2 separate regions of the Mus musculus genome follow, and region 2 is linked to region 1. The links are chromatin loops, found by intact Hi-C in ENCODE. Cell type or tissue: left cerebral cortex. All regions are shown on one strand.

Region 1 (8,000 bases):
TTCTGAGCCTCATGAGACTGTATTTTGAAAAGAAAAGAAAAGGAAAGAAAAGAAAAGAAAAAGAGAAGAAAAGAAAAAAAGAAAAGAGAAGAAAAGTAAAGAGAAGAGAAGAGAAGAGAAGAGAAGAGGAGAAGAGAAAAGAGAATGAAAGGAAGGGGAAGGGAAGGAATAACAAAACACTTTCTTAAAGCAATTACATGAACAATTTGAAATTAAGTGAATGAAAAGGTTTAATAAAAAGGATTTCAAAAATGAATTTATGAAAAACAAATGCACAGGTCAGTGAAGAATAAAGACGCAAGTAAGTAGAATGTTGGAAAATCATCTGTGTAGGAAAAGTGATACTAGTATTGAACAAAGTAGAGTTGAGAACATAAAGTTAGTTTACACTGTAAAGGGCTCAGTCTCTTAGGGGTGTCTAATAGTCCTGAATGACATATCCCTAATTACAGAGCTCCAAAATATATTAAACTAAATTTATGGAGGAAAGAAACATAATCACAAATAAAGCCAGATCCTTTTCAGAAATTCACAAAAAAAGGTGGTGAGTAGGGAAGGTAAATGCAGGATTGGGAGGACGAACAACTTGCTTCTGTACTCAACACTGGAATATAGGACCAACTGTAAGCATGTGTGGCGTACAGTGGACATTACTACAATAGAGAGTTGCTAGCCTTTGGAAACAAAATTAGGTGGTCCAAGGCCAGGCCAGGGGAGGTAGAGTGGGAAGTGTGCAGAGAGGAGCAGGGTGAAAACCTCCAAAAAAAGAGCAATCCCAGAGATCTGGGGACTCTGGCTCTCACTGGCTGGGAGGTGACCTGGCCTGCACCCATGACTCCATGAAGGAACCCACGGGTTTATTGGGCCTACAGTGTAAGTAGCCTTTTATACGGTGTACCTGCCTCTACCCAGTTTCACCTTTGTCCTGCTTTTCTTATCTCTACTAAATAAGCACTCTTATCCAGACCCATTTCCTGACAGGTATATAAACTTTACTTCAACATGCAACCTGCTACTGCAGCAAAGCCACACTGAGGGCAAGCATCTCACAATTAAGGGCCTGTACATTTGTAGATCAGGACTTTGTTCTTGCTGGCCTTTGACCCTTCAAGGATACTGTAACGAAAATAATCTCGGCCTTTAGCCTTCTTCTAAGTCCCCATTTGATCTTTTTCAGAATGGAGATCTCTGTTGCGGTCCCTCTGCCCTGCACAATATTGACCTTTCTGGTACATGGACAATAATTACACACATTTAGATCATTCCAGCGGCTCTGCTTGCCACAGTTCCTTTACCATGTCAGCTTAGCTAGTTCTCGTATGTCAGCCTGATGCTTTCCACTAAATAAATCCCTTCTTGTGCTTGCACTTTAAGGCATGAAAACTCTTTTGAGCAATTTAAACTTGGTTTATACCTGACTCAAGGTCAGTGTTTGAGAAAATGAAAGTGACAAGTGTTTTCAGCACAATTATACTGCTGTAGCTTTTCTCTGGCCTCCATTAACAGAAGCATAACTCCAAGTCTTCACTGGAAAGTTGGTGGCATGGCTCAGACACCAGATGGAATGGATAAAACCCTCCTTTCAGAGCCCAGTCCCTACTAGTACACAGTGTACCTCCAGCTTTGCCAAAGAAAACAGAATATTACCTGAGTGGTGTGTTCATGGCAACCCATAGAGGATCCTGTGAGTTTAGTAACTATTTCCAGCCACGGCAAATTTTTGGCTACTCTTAGATTTGCATTGTAACTAGGATTTTCAGTTAATTTGGTTCTTGGTTAAAGCAGCATACAATCTTCCAAGTGTTCATCAAATTAAAGTGCCTTCTGGTCCTTATCTTTCTTTACTCTTTGTGGATTAGGAAAAGGAAGCAGACCTGCTCACTAGTACATCCTTAATATCTCTACCAACTTTTAGCAAGGCTGCGTTCTCAAACATCCTCCAGAAATCCATGTTTTGGTTTTTTTTTTTTAACCACAGGAATTTCTAGGACTGAGCACATCTATTCCTTTAAAATAGGACTACAGATTTTTAAAAGACCTGACCAGGAACACCATAAATAAAATAAAGGAGGGGATGTTGGCTACTTGTCTAATTTGAAGAACTCAGCTCTTTATTATAAACATATCATATGAAAAACACCTGAGGCCTCCTGACAAAATCATCTGTGCTCTTTCTCTTACTGGGTCAAAATGTAAACACAAGCTTGAGGTCTGGATGAATAATTAGTATTCCTATCTTCTGGGTTGTAGGTGGCCATAGTGGCTACTACTATGGAAGATTTGTCATTCTTGCCCCCAACTTAGAATATAAGGCCCTGGAGCACAGGACAGGTTTGACTTGTTATCCAGAAACCCAGAGGAAACATAATGTGAGCCTTCTCTTCCCCAGCACATCTAGCATATCATGATACTAGATGCCTCATGGCCAGGCACACTACGTTGACAGCTTTGACAGAGTGTCTCAGGCCAGAGAATGGTTATCAATACTCATCACTACCCTCTTTTCATAAGCCTAAGGGGAATGATTGTCCAGGAAACAGGCAACTTCTTCTTTTTCCTGCAAAATCTTGAAGCAAAAGATAATGAAAATGGTCAGGCCCATCTCCATCAGCAACTTCCTGTATAGATAACTTTAGGACTGCTAAATCTCATGAAGTAGAAAGGCATCCTAGCCTGGTGCCTGAAAAAGAGTAAAGAATCCCAGTGAAAAATGTACTTCACACCAAAGAGAAGCACTAATATCCACATATTATTCAAACACAAAGAAAGGACATCTTAGTGTTTTACTACTTGTGAGATTGCTGACTATGGCAGCCTTATCAAAGCCTGCTGGGAATGTTATATAAACTCTTCACTGGAAATAGTCACAGAAAGCATAGCAAGCACTTCAAAACAGGATTGCGGCCTCACATCTCTGTCCACTGTGGAGTCATGATCACCTTTACTTAGGAGGCTGAAGGTATCGTCCAGCTGCTGAGCCCAATTCCTTGTTCTGAGTTCTCATTGCACAAACTAAGATGTGAGGAGTTACCAGAGCTGTTCAGAGGTAAGGAGAATGTGGGGTGCACAATGAAGACCCTTCTGCTAGAAGTGCTTTGTCTTTCTGGTTGTCATTAACTATACCTCAATGGCTGTTTCACAAGAGAGGGAGCTGTACCGTGCCGATACTCAGGAAGCCCTACCTATCTTGGCTCTTATTTATACTTTTTCACAGAGAAGTTTCTGGCACAGAGCTACCTCTCCCCCAACACTCCCCAGTGCCTGTAGAAAAGCTGCATGTGCTGGGAAATCAGCCTGCAGGTCTTCCCCCTTCTCATTCCATGGCTAACTGACACAAAGCATGTTTCCCTGGCAGATGGTCTGAGAATTTATCTCCCTATAAAATTAGCTCCGCAACAAATGTGTCTGCCCTGACTCGGAAGCTCAAAATAACCCATTAGAGCCCAGGTGGTCATAAATCTCTGTCCTGTGTTATGGCTCACAAGAGTGGGAAACACATCAGACTTGAACTTCATAGAGGAAAGTCCTGCTATTTTTAGCCCCTGCCTTCTCTCAGAGAAAACAACATTCTTCCAGCTTTCAGGCTCTAGAAGAGCTGCCTTTAACCCTTCAACTAGCCTCCCTAGAAATGCTCCCAGGCCTGACCTTGCACCCTTGAGTGCATGCTTTATGTCCTCCATAGCAGTTACCTCCTCATGGCACCTGCTTGTTCATTTTTCAGGTGTTTATTGTCTTCCTGTTATCCCTGAGTGAGTAAGGATCCTTCTGAGAACACCAGAGAGAGGAAACTGTATTCTTCATGGTTAATTAAGGGTGTTTTTTTTTTATGATTGTCAAAACTTGTTTTCATCTGTGTATTAAATAGTGCCATTGCACAACAGGAAACATACATATTTCATGGGACCTATTTATTTATAAACAAACAAACAAATAAGTGCACAGCGTCTACCAGCTTATTAGTGGACTGGATTTTCTAAGCATACATTATTACATTATGCCTTTTAAAGTAGCTTTATAAAAGAAGGTTTCTTATGCTATATAACCTTTAACTTTTTTGAATCTGTAAGATTATCAAAATCCCCTCCTCTGGGTTTTTTTCTGGAATCATGCCCTGGAAGCAAGCCATCATAATTTATTGCTTAAGATGACATACATTGCTTTGTTGCTTTCAAAGAAATCTATGATTATAATATAATATTCTTCTGTATTGAAAAGGGGGCTGGATTTTTGGCTACATCTAAAGGTACAGCTGTCTTCTCCTACTCCAGGGGCATCTTGTATTTTCCAGCACTCTCTGCACACAAGGCAGAATATCTTTGGGAGCCTGCCCCAGAAATCCTTCCCCTGATAAACGTCCCCAAGGGCTATCTTGTGATCCTCACAAACATAGTACAGATTTTGTGGATGGGCGTTGGAGTTAAGAAAACACCCAAGCATTTGCTGTTGTCTAGTGCACAGATTAGAATAAGCCAAAGCTGCTGAGCTGCTTTGATTTTTTTTCGTTGCTATGCTCAGAGCCCCTGGAACACCACTCCCAACGGTGGATGAAAAATCGTGCCTCTGCCAGCCATGAAGTGTGAGGCTCTGAGCTATTTTTGGCTTCATTTTCTCAGAGGGCTGGTCACGTGGGGCTGCTGTCTGCAGCTTTCCTGCTGGTATGCGGCAGAAGCTGTATTGATTCATTCCTCCCTCCTCCAGTGCTTCCCCTTTTCTCTTTTCTCCCTCTCCTCGGGCGGGCTAGGAACTCACCAGAGAAGAAGGTCCCAGTCAGAGGCTCCAGAGAGATCTCTTTGAATAAGAATACCATTTCTTACTCCCCAGGTTTTCTTGAATATACATACATATGCATATAGCTAACATTTATTTTAATTACCATTTAATTTTTTTTTCATTCGTAGCTCACTCAGCATTGCAGGGTGTAAAAATGTAAATGCTGAGCCCCAGAAATGAAGTACATGTAGACCTTAGAGAGTTTTTCTCAACCCCCTACAAATTATGGTTTACATAAGGAGGAAATAAGGGCGGGGGAGTCAGTATTAAGTACTGGAGGGGATGGGAGAGAGATACAGAGGGTCAGGAAATAGAATAAAAATATGTAGCAGTGGGAGATGAGGGAAACAAGAGGCTCCCAGGACCCAACAGGATGACTTTAGCGGAAATGCACAGAGACGGGGTAGATAGAACCTGTAGAGACCAACTCCCTTGTGTGAGTAGCCAATTTTTATAGAATAATTTCTAGAAAAATTTCTAGGATAATTCTAATTTGCCTCTGTATCTATTTTCCTATCAACTTAGAAGGAACAAATTGAGTTTTTGTTTGGGTTTTTTGTTTTTTGTTTCTGTTTTTGTTTGTCTTTTCCAAATGTCCTTTCTGACATCTCTTCAAGGCTGCTCAGTCTCTATCCTTGTCCTCATTTCCATACCACTTCACCCTGCACCCACTACAGCTTCTAAGGTAGCTCTCAGCTCTGCGCGTGAGCAGCCTAGAAGACCTCAGGAGAGCAAAAGGCTTCAGAACTACCACAGATATCCCAAGACTGCTTGCCCTCTCTTGAGGCTAACAGGGCCTGCTCCCTCACTGCTGAAGTCCGGCCTGTGAAGACTGATATTCTACTCTTCAGGGCTAGAGCAGGACCCTGCAGCTTCTGGCAGAATACATGGCAAAGCCAACTTCAGTGTCACTTGAAAGAAGCAATGAGGCCTGTGCTTAAAGGTTGGATGCAATGCTGGAGTTGATCCTTCCTAGATTCATATTTCTCTTAAAAATTACTTTTAGTATTATCATTAGTTTCTGTGTGTGTATGCTATATCAGGAGTGGGGTACACATGCCCTAACATGCATGCAGACGTCTAAAGACAATTTTACACAGTCATTCTTTCCCCCTATCTTTATATGGGTTCTGGGGATTTAACTGATGTCTCCAGGCTTGTACAACTAGTGCTTTTTCTCACTGAATTCCCTCACTGTCCCTCAGACTCGTGTTTCTAAGTTCATGAAATTAAATACATCATATGACAATGGAAACCAATTTCGTTGTAATAATAAAATAGCTTCTAAAAGACAAATAAAATTTGCTGTACAGAAATAAATGTACCTCAGTAAAAAGCTAAATAATCTATCTTTGGGTTTTATCTGTTGCAAGTTTGGACAGACAATGTTTCAAGATAATTGCAATAACCATGATACAATTGGACATGGATGACTACCAGTGAGACAGAACTTGGGCTTCCCAGACAAAATATTGGATTACCAGTCTACATTTAAATTTCAAATTGTTCCAATTATTATATGTGGGACATGCTTATATTAAAATACTGTTCATTTTTATAAAATTCAGATTCAACTAGGTAACCTCGATCAGTATTGTTAAAAGTGGAGTAGCTTAAAATCCACATCTATAACTGAAAGAAACACTAAACATTTGTTAGCAGTTTGGGGGGGTGGGGGGGAATGTATCTATTCAAGTCGATGGACACCTCTTCTTCATGTTGGTAGAAACCACTACACACTGATATGTGGTGATGAAGGTTCTCAACTCACAGGGTATTTTTTCTTTTTAGTTGTAGAAGACATTTCGTAGGCTTGAAACCCTATAGGCCTAATAACTAAGCATCACTGGGGGCTTGCTTGTAGTCTAGGCTGCTGAAACACATTGGAGCCCAATGAGTGTGATTAGGCCAGTCTTCTCAACATAGTGGTCAGTCACAGAAAGAGCTCTTCCCTGCCATCTCTGCATCTATTTCATTTGGTCCACCAAGTACACTCTATAAAGCTAAATTTCTCCTTCTTAGATTATAAATCCTATACAGAGTGAAATTAGTCCAGCCTGCTCACCATAGTATGACTGTTAAACATTTCCCTGCACATGAATGTTTGGAAGTTGGTGAATAGACAGATAAAGTAACAAGAATCACACGCTAGTTATATGCCTGGCAGTGGTTATACTTCTCATTTGTGGGTAAATACACCCAGAGAAAGAAAACAGGCCATTTGCAAATCGCAGTGAGAAATTAATTTTGTGAATTGGAAACCTCAGAGCCATGGCAAGATTCTTTTGAAACAGGGCTATGTTCCTTGTGTTAATTCTAGAAGGAATATTTTGGGTATTTTAGCAGAGCAAGTGGGAACAAGGAAGACAGTACGATGACTTTAGACGTCTTTAGAGTATTATTCTCTGCTTTCTAAAATCAGTTTCAAGCTCTTTTCCATGTATAAAATATGCACCACAGATTTATTTTCTCATGGATCTTTTTAAAATCCTACTAAAATCTAAAGAGGTTTTCATAATGCTTCATATAACATCCTCCCTTAATCTGGAAGACAAGCAGTCTACAAGTCAGGACAAGACCTTAAGTTTCAGTGCCTCTAGGATGGAGAAGGCTGAGCTAGGAAATGTCTTACTTTTCCAGCAGTTTCTGGCCAGACTTCCTTTTCATTTCTTTAAGCTCTCGATGAATAGAATATCTTCAGGTAATGTAATATTCATCTGAGCCTACTTCAGAAGGAATTTGGATGACAACATGGCAAGGTATCAGTAAGCATCTAAGCTCCCTATTGAACGTAAAGTGAGTAAGATATTTAGATGTGGCCACATGCACCGTCTATGGCTGATGTGAAATCACATTCTCATTTTATCTAAATATCCTAAGCAAATAGGTCCCACATCTGAATCCCACTCAACTCTTCTGTTCCCCTGATGGCTTTGGCTCTTACCCTGGTTGAACTCCTACTGACTCAACTTTAAAATGTGGCCAGATTCTTCTGCCTTTCCTAGTGGCTAATTCCTTCATTGCCTGTCCGAAGACTGCTCTCCCGGTACATGACAGTTCTCCTTGACCCTCCATAGACAGCAGGCCCATTTGTACTAGGAGGGATGCAAGTCTTTGGTCCCTCCCTTCTGTGCTCCATGGGTACCCCATACACATATCCATCATTCCACCTACACTATACTGATCAAGACCATATTTCTTTTTTTTTTTCTGTTTTTTTTCCCATTTTT
Region 2 (8,000 bases), 81 kb after region 1:
ATATTCATTTAGAATTATTCATAATAGCTAAGAAGTGGGCCAGCCTAGATGTTCATCAAGAAATGAATGGATAAAGAAGAGATGCTATTAATATACACTGGAATTTAACTCAGCCATAAAGAAAAATGAAATCGTGGTTTTTGCAGGAGAATAGACAGAAGTAGAAATACTTATGTTAAAATAAGCCCAACTTAGAAAGATGCTTCTACTCATTCAAAAACTTAGATTTTAATTTACACACACACACACACACACACACACACACACACACACACACACACACAAACTCACTCAGGCATGCATGCCCATGAATGCACACACACACAGAGAGAATTTATAACATGTTTCTTTTTTAACATTATAACAAAAGTTCTCTTAGCATGTGACAAAATTATATTCCATTTTGACCTTGAATCATATCTCCTTGTACACATATAACACATTTTGCACATTCCTCTACTGATGGATACCCAGCAAACTCTCACAATATATATATGTTCTTTTAAGCATGATTACACAAGCAGGTCCAGCTTAATCCTCTGCTTTGAATTCTTTAGGGTCCTGCCCTTGGAGGTGGAATCATGAACTCATGTCACAATTCTTTGCTTATGTTTTAGGGAGAATCATAGTGTTTAAAGAAATTATGGTAAAATTTCTAAACATTATAATTTTAATAAATACATAACTTTAAACAAATGCTTTCCCTCTTCTTTAAGTAAATTTGAATTTTAGTTGCCAGAAACCTCATCTTACTGGATCGGTACATAATGCTCACTAGGGTCAACATAATGCAAAGTAGATCAGGTCTGCAGAAAATAGCCCAAGCCAATGGACAAAGAATTAAAAGAACCAATATCAGAAGTGACAGAATTGTTCCTCAAAGCTGCCAAATACAGCAAGTTATAAATTTCAGAGAGGTTTTATTAATAGAAATTAAAAGTGGTAAATGCTATACCATGGCCTAAATACACTAACTCAGGAAGAAACTCGTTGCCCTGGCAAAAAGATTGCACTTCTGTATGTCAATCTTGTCATCTTCTAGTCAAACTTAAGGGAGCACAGCACGTCAAAACCCAGGACATCAGGCTTCTTTTTGTTTTTATTTTCTTTCTTATATCCTTTTAGATCTATATAAGTTTCAAAATTGTATCAGAGTTGAAGAGAGCTTAATCATATTGCCTTTTACACATACAATGAAATGTGGAAAAAGGACATAAAAAGAAGATAGAGGAAGGAAAGGAGGACAAGACAGAGGAAGAAGAGGAGTAGTGAACAAGGAAGAGAGAAAATAAGGGGAGGTGAACAGGGGAAGAGATGGATGAAAAGGAGTAGGTGGTAATTGAGGTGACTCATACATATTTGACTTGAACAGAGGGGTAGAACTATAGGGAGTAACTGGCCAGTCCTTCTCTCTGATCTGCCCAAAGTCATAGGGCATGCAAATTGCAGACGAAGGCCAGTAGTGTCTGGAAAACCAGTGTGAGCTGGAAATGCTCAATCTGCTCAAGGAAGGAGACTGCTTCATTCTGGAAATTAGGCCCACACAGAGCACTAGGTTTTTCAGTGCTCGGGAACCAATCTAAGAATCTGGTGGGGGAAGGAGGGGTGGAGGGAAAGGGGAAGATTTGTTTTTATTTTTGTTTTGTTTTTGAGAGTGTCTTAGTTAGGGTTACTATTATTGTGATGAAACACCATGATCAAAACAGCTTGGCAAGGAAAGGGTTTATTTGCCTTATGCTTTCACATCACAATACATCATCAAAGGAAGACAAAACAGGAACTCAAGCAAGGCAAAAACATGGAAGCAGGAGCTGATGCAGAGACTGTATGTATGCAGAGGAGGGATACTATTCACTAGCTTGGTCCTCATGGCTTATTGCTTTAAAAAAAATAGAACCCAGGATGATGAGCCCAGGGATGACACCACCCACAATGAGTTGGGCCCTTGCCTATCAAACATTAAGAAAATACCCTATAGGCTTGTTTTTAATAGCCGAGTAGTACTCCGTTGTGTAAATGAACCACATTTTCTGTATCCATTTCTCTGTTGAGGGACATCTGGGTTCTTTCGAGCTTCTGGCTATTATAAATAAGGCTGCTATGAACATAGTGGAGCATGTGTCCTTATTACAAGTTGGAACATCTTCTGGGTATATGCCCAGGAGAGGTATTGCTGGATCTTCCAGTAGTACTATGTTCAATTTTTTGAGGAACCGCCAGACTGATTTCCAGAGTGGTTGTACAAGCCTGCAATCCCACCAACAATGGAGGAGTGTTCCTCTTTCTTCACATCCTTGCCAGCATTTGCTGTCACCTAAATTTTTGATCTTAGCAATTCTGACTGGTGTGAGGTGGAATCTCAGGGTTATTTTGATTTTCATTTCTATGATGATTAAGGATGTTGAACATTTTTTCAGGTGTTTCTCAACCATTCGGTATTCCTCAGTTGGAATTCTTTGTTTACTTCTGTACCCCATTTCTTAATAGGGATATTTGATTTTCTAGAGTCCATCTTCTTGAGTTCTTTATATATATTGGATATTAATCCCCTATCTGATTTAGGACTGGTAAAGATCCTCTCCCAATCTGTTTGTGGCCTTTTTGTCTTATTGACAATGTCTTTTGCGTTACAGAAACTTTGAAGTTTTATGAGGTCCCACTTGTTGATTGCCGATCTTACAGCACAAACCATTGCTGTTCTGTTCAGGAATTTTTCCCCTGTGCCCATATCTTCGAGGATTTTGTCCACCTTCTCCTCTATAATTTTCAGTGAGACTTGAAATTCTTATCACACAGATCTTTCATTTGTTTGGTTAGAGTAACACCAAGATATTTTATATTGTTTGTGGCTATTGTGAAGGGTGTCATTTCCCTAATTTCTTTCTTAACCTATAATCCTTTGAGTAGATGAAGGCTACTGATTTATTCGAGTTAATTTTATATCCAGCTGTGATGGCTTGTATATTCTTGGACCAGGGAGTGGCACCATTTGGAGGTGTGGCCTTGTTGGAATAGGTGTGACCTGGTTGGAGTAAATGTGTCCACTGTGGGTGTGGGCTTTAGACTCCCACCCCAGTAGCCTTTGGATGAAGACGTAGAACTCTCAGCTCTGCCTGTGCCATGCCTGCCTGGATGCTGCCATGCTCCCACCTTGATGATAATGGACTGAACCTCGGAACCTGTAAGCCAGCCCCAATTAAATGTTTTTTATAAGACTTGCCTTGATTATGGTGTCTGTTCACAGCAGTAAAACCATAACTAAGACACCAGCCATTTTGCTAAAGTTATTTATCAGGTTTAGGAGTTCTCTGATGAAAATTTTAGGGTAACTTATGCATACTATCATATCATCTGCAAATAGTGACATTGTGACTACTTTCTTTCCAATTTTTATCTCTTTGAACTCCTTTTGTTGTCTACTTTCTCTAGCTGTAAAGTCTTTTATCTTTCCCACATAGTTAAAATAAAAGTTTATACACATTGCAAATGTCACTTAAAATGATGAAGATACTGTGATGTGCTCTCAAATGAGCATGAGGTTGTGGATGAAGAATGGGGCTGCAGAAGCAATTCTTACATTTTCAATAATTTTCAGCTGCTTTAATTCTCGCACAAACACAGGTGCCCCCTACATTTTGTTACTGTATTAGTTAGCATTTTACTCCTGTGAAGAGACAGCATGGTCAAGACAACTTTTTGTTTTGTTTTGTTTTGTTTTTGTTTTTTGTTTTTTGGTTTTTCGAGAAAGAGTTTCTCTGTAGCCCTGGCTGTCCTGGAACTCACTCTGTAGACCAGGCTGTCCTTGAACTCAGAAATCCGCCTGCCTCTGCCTCCCAAGTGCTGGGATTAAAGGCGTGCCCCACCACTGCCTGGCTCAAGACAACTTTTATGAATATAACATTTAATTAGTGCTGGTTCAGAGGTCCAGTCCATTATCATCAAGTAGGGAGCATGGCAGTGTCCAGACAGGCATAGTGCAGGACCTGAGAGTTCTACATCTTTATCTGAAGGCTGCTAGGAGAAGACTGGCTCCCAGGTAGTTAGGAAGAGTGTCTTATTGCCTACCCCCACAGTAACATTTCCTTAAACAGGGCCACACCTACTCTAACAAGACCACACCTCCTAATAGTGCCACTCCCTGGGGCAAGTATATTCAAACCACCACAGTTACATAGGAGGCTGTTCAGAAGTTCTCATCCTCCTAGAAGCCTGAAGACCCCAGGTGACAAGGGCAGGATAAGCATGCCAGGCCTGCATCCTCCCTGAAGATGAAAACCTCTCAGAAGCACATCATCACCATGTACCATCTGCTTGTACTGATCCTCTATAGACTGGCAGGTTATATTCACCACTGAAGTACCATCTCTCTGTTATGGCTGTCAAAGCAAATAATAAATAAGAGAGCCTCAGAACATCAATTACCTGAATACAAAAATAGCATTGCTAGGGGAATATGTAAATATAGTAAAGTATGTATGTATCCAAGAAGACTGAGGCAAGAGAAAATTTTTGTTAGCAAAACTGGTGACATTCATGTTGCTTGAAAACAGTGTTCATTGGTTGTGGAGACCTGAGTCAAAACCTGGTGTTAGCTCATTGGTGGAGCTGTTGTTACCGTGCAAGTGTTCTGTGAAAATATCTTTTCTAAATTGCTGCAGTCTTACAGAATGTTAAGGATAAGCTTTGTTCCAGAAATAGGTGCATTTAAGGAACACAGAAGACATGCAAAGGATGGAGACATGCAAATGTGCAGAATTTCTTGCTGGATTTTAAAATGTCTTTCAGCAGGTGGGGTGGGCTCCTTACATTGTTTCTAACTCTCATTTTCAGAGTTTGACAAGGCTGAATTCATGTTCTACATGTTTCTAAATGCTGCTCACATGTATCACAGCCAGATCAAATGAAACTCTTTCCATGTTACAGCACAGCCTTGCAAGTCTGCATTGCCTCTGCAGTGATGCGTAGGACTTCAAAAGATGACCATCTGCCTTAGCCTCAGCTCTTGCTTCGTCTCCAATTGCAATAACCTAAATCCTTCTGGACATTCATGAACTTCTCTCCAGTGTCCCAGTCTGGTTTTGGCACTGAATTAGGACAAACACTCTCTTCTTGACTAAGGTTTAGCCAGTTACACTGAATTAGCTTAACTAAGACTGTCCTGTGGTGCATAAACCCAGCTTTAATGAGGATCCTCCTACTCTCAATCACTGATCAGACTCCTCTTAGGAACTTTCCACTCATAGCCTCCTCCTCTGCCCACTGACTAAAACTCCCCAGCTGTCCATACTGTATTTGACACTTAAGTCACTTTTGTTTTGTTTTCTCCTGTGTTGCAATGGCCTTGATTCCTATTGTAGTCAGTTAAGCACCAACACAATAGTGACACAGAGAAAACAAACTGACTAGGTACAATCATATATTTCTGCCATAATTACATGTTTTAACCATAGAGGTTTCTAACTTTGTAAAAAATAAAAAGGAAACCACACAACAATGGCCCACGCCTTTAATCTCAGTACTGAGGAAGCATAGGCACTCAGATCTCCGTGAATTCAAGGACAGGTTGGTCTACAAAGGGAGTTGCAGGGCAACAAGGGATGTTACATAGAAAAACTTTGTCTTAAAACAACAACAACCCCAGAACTCCCAGGGACTAAGCCATCAACAAAGGAGTACATATGGATCCAGCTGCTTATGTAGCAGAGGATAGCCATGTCATTCATCAGTGGATGGAGAGGTCCTTAGCCCTATGAAGGATCGATAGATGCCCTATTGTAGAGGAATCAAGGGCAGGGAGGTGGGAGTGGGTGGGTGTAGGAACACCCTCATAGAAGCAGGGGGAGGGAGGATGTGATAGAGTGTTTCCAGGAGGGAGGGAAACTGGAAAGTGGATAACATTTGAAATGTAAATAAAGAAAATATCCAGTAACAACAACAACAACAACAACAAACAACCAAACAAATAAATAAACAAATAAACAAATAAACTAACCATCTTGAGAATGATCACCACTTTCCATGGTCAGTAGAACAAGGGTGCCTTCGATGACTTGCTCACTGGTGGAAATGTTTCCACTGAAGGCCTGGAGGGCTAAGGTACCGAAAACACAGGAGTCACCAGTGTTGACATGTGGAAACTAAAAAGGGGGCCTAGGGAAAGAGGGGAAGGAAAGACCCATCCCCACCCCCCGCCAGAGGTCCACCTATGTTCTTGTCAGGGGGACGTGGGAGGGCTCCCAGACTCTTTCCACTCAGCCCCAGGTGAGCATCTAAGCTGCTGACCCACTATTCAGGGGTTGGACAAGGGACAGCCCAACCTGGGAGCCCTGGGGCTACTCGCTAAAGCCCTGGGGTTATGGGAGAGAAGGATGAGGGAAGAGAGGTTCCCACACTGGCGAGAGTGAGCACAGTGGATTTTGATGGGCAGAGACTGTCTATGGTTTTAGAGATTTATTTTAGAGAGGCAGGGGAAAAGAGAGAAGATAGAAGAGAGGGGGGGTGCTACAGAGGAAGAAAGAGTAAGAGGGAGAGAGTGAGAGGAGAGGGGAGAAGACAGAGGAGAGAGAGGAGTGAGAGAAGTGAGAGGTAAGAGAACAAAGGAATGAGAGAAGACAAAGAGAGAGGAGTGAGAGGGTGAGAGTGAGGAGTAAGATAGACGTGAGGCCAAGCAGCCCTTCTTATGGTCTTTACTGTTGCTAGGTAACTGGGGAGGAGTTTAGCCTGAAGGTCAGAAGCTTGGGACATTGCCTACATGACTACTGACCATGCTTCTCTTGTGGGGGCTTTGGGGGGCGGTAACTTAGGCAGGAGCCAGAGTTCCAGGAGCATGAGGGAACACCTACCATGTCATGTAGGTGAATTATCACCCTTTCAGGGTTCAGACCTCAACTCGACTATAGACCAGCCTGTCTGTGCATAGCCATATGCCCCACATTGACATTGTCATGAACCATCACTTATAAGAAACCAACTTCACAAAAGAGGCCTACAAAAGGTACACCAAAGATTACAGGAAATCACTCAAAGGTAAACTTGAACAGAAACCAGATAGAGTAAAGCCTTTATGACTAGAGCTATGGAGCAAATTAAACACATCCTTGCTATTTTCAAAAATAACCCGTTTTATTATCAGTGAAAATATAAATCCAGATTGCCTTCTGGATTGCTCTCCTGGACTACAATGAAGATGGTATGACTCCATTCATGATTTTCTGTAAGGATGGCTTAGAGATGGAAAAATATTAACAAATTGGATCTATCACCTGTTACCATAATTGGCTGTTGCTTACCATCCATACAATACCAGGATTTAGGACAAATGGGACTGATGTCACCTTGAGCTTTTATTTTGACTGTGATTTATTTGGAGTGGAGGCATTTTTTTTTTTTTAAGAAAAAAAAGTCATGTGATTTGTGTAAAAATAAAGTGCATTTAAATAAAAAAATCTTCAAAATGTGAATTTTCCTCTTCACCCATATATACATTTTCTCCTTCTGTCACTTTCTCCCTCTCTTCTTCCCTTCTCTCCTCTGTCTCTCTCTGTCTCTCTTTCTGTTTCTCTCTCCCTCTGTCTCTGTCTCTCTGTGTCTCTGTCTCTCTCTTTCTGACTCTCACTCTTGCTTTCTCTTCTCTCACTCCTCCTGGAAGCAGGATAGCAATGTGTGTGACTATATACTACCCTATACCAGCACTTCCTTTTCTTGTGAGAACTTGAGAACTCTGGGCTACCTGTCCAAGAAGGGATATTTTGCAAAGCCACTGACAAACTCTTTGTTATTCAGAGATCACAACAGCCACTCCTGAAGCTTGGGTCTCCCCTTCACAACCAACTGTCTGTTTAATAAATCATTGCATATGACAATGGCAGATCATGTTGGCAGACAACAGTCTGTGCTACTCTGCAGAAGACTCACTTGATTTGTATAGCTCTTGTCACTCAGCCTTCCTCTGCCAGAGATCTGCATCTCTTCTTTAGGTCTAGATTCCTTAATTTCATAAA

Evidence for each region. Peaks named below come from ENCODE experiments on the same cell type or tissue, not always from the same donor. Only the 100,000 strongest peaks of a DNase experiment are listed, where the experiment ranks them.
Region 2: a loop joins it to region 1, with 4 times the contacts of the local background. A loop is called at or near these places in 4 of 42 quality-filtered maps.

Annotation. Positions count from the first base shown.
Region 1 is chr7:58,839,660-58,847,659 of GRCm38, forward strand. No RefSeq gene overlaps it. Among named protein-coding and RNA genes, the nearest start is that of Gm39019, 110 kb to the left of the region's middle. In left cerebral cortex, no CTCF peak of the experiment used is centred here; DNase peaks (open chromatin) are centred at 2,903, 3,398, 4,596, 7,046 and 1 more place; H3K27ac peaks cover 5,221 bases.
Region 2 is chr7:58,920,546-58,928,545 of GRCm38, forward strand. No RefSeq gene overlaps it. Among named protein-coding and RNA genes, the nearest start is that of Gm39019, 190 kb to the left of the region's middle. In left cerebral cortex, no CTCF peak of the experiment used is centred here; DNase peaks (open chromatin) are centred at 4,647 and 5,023; H3K27ac peaks cover 1,329 bases.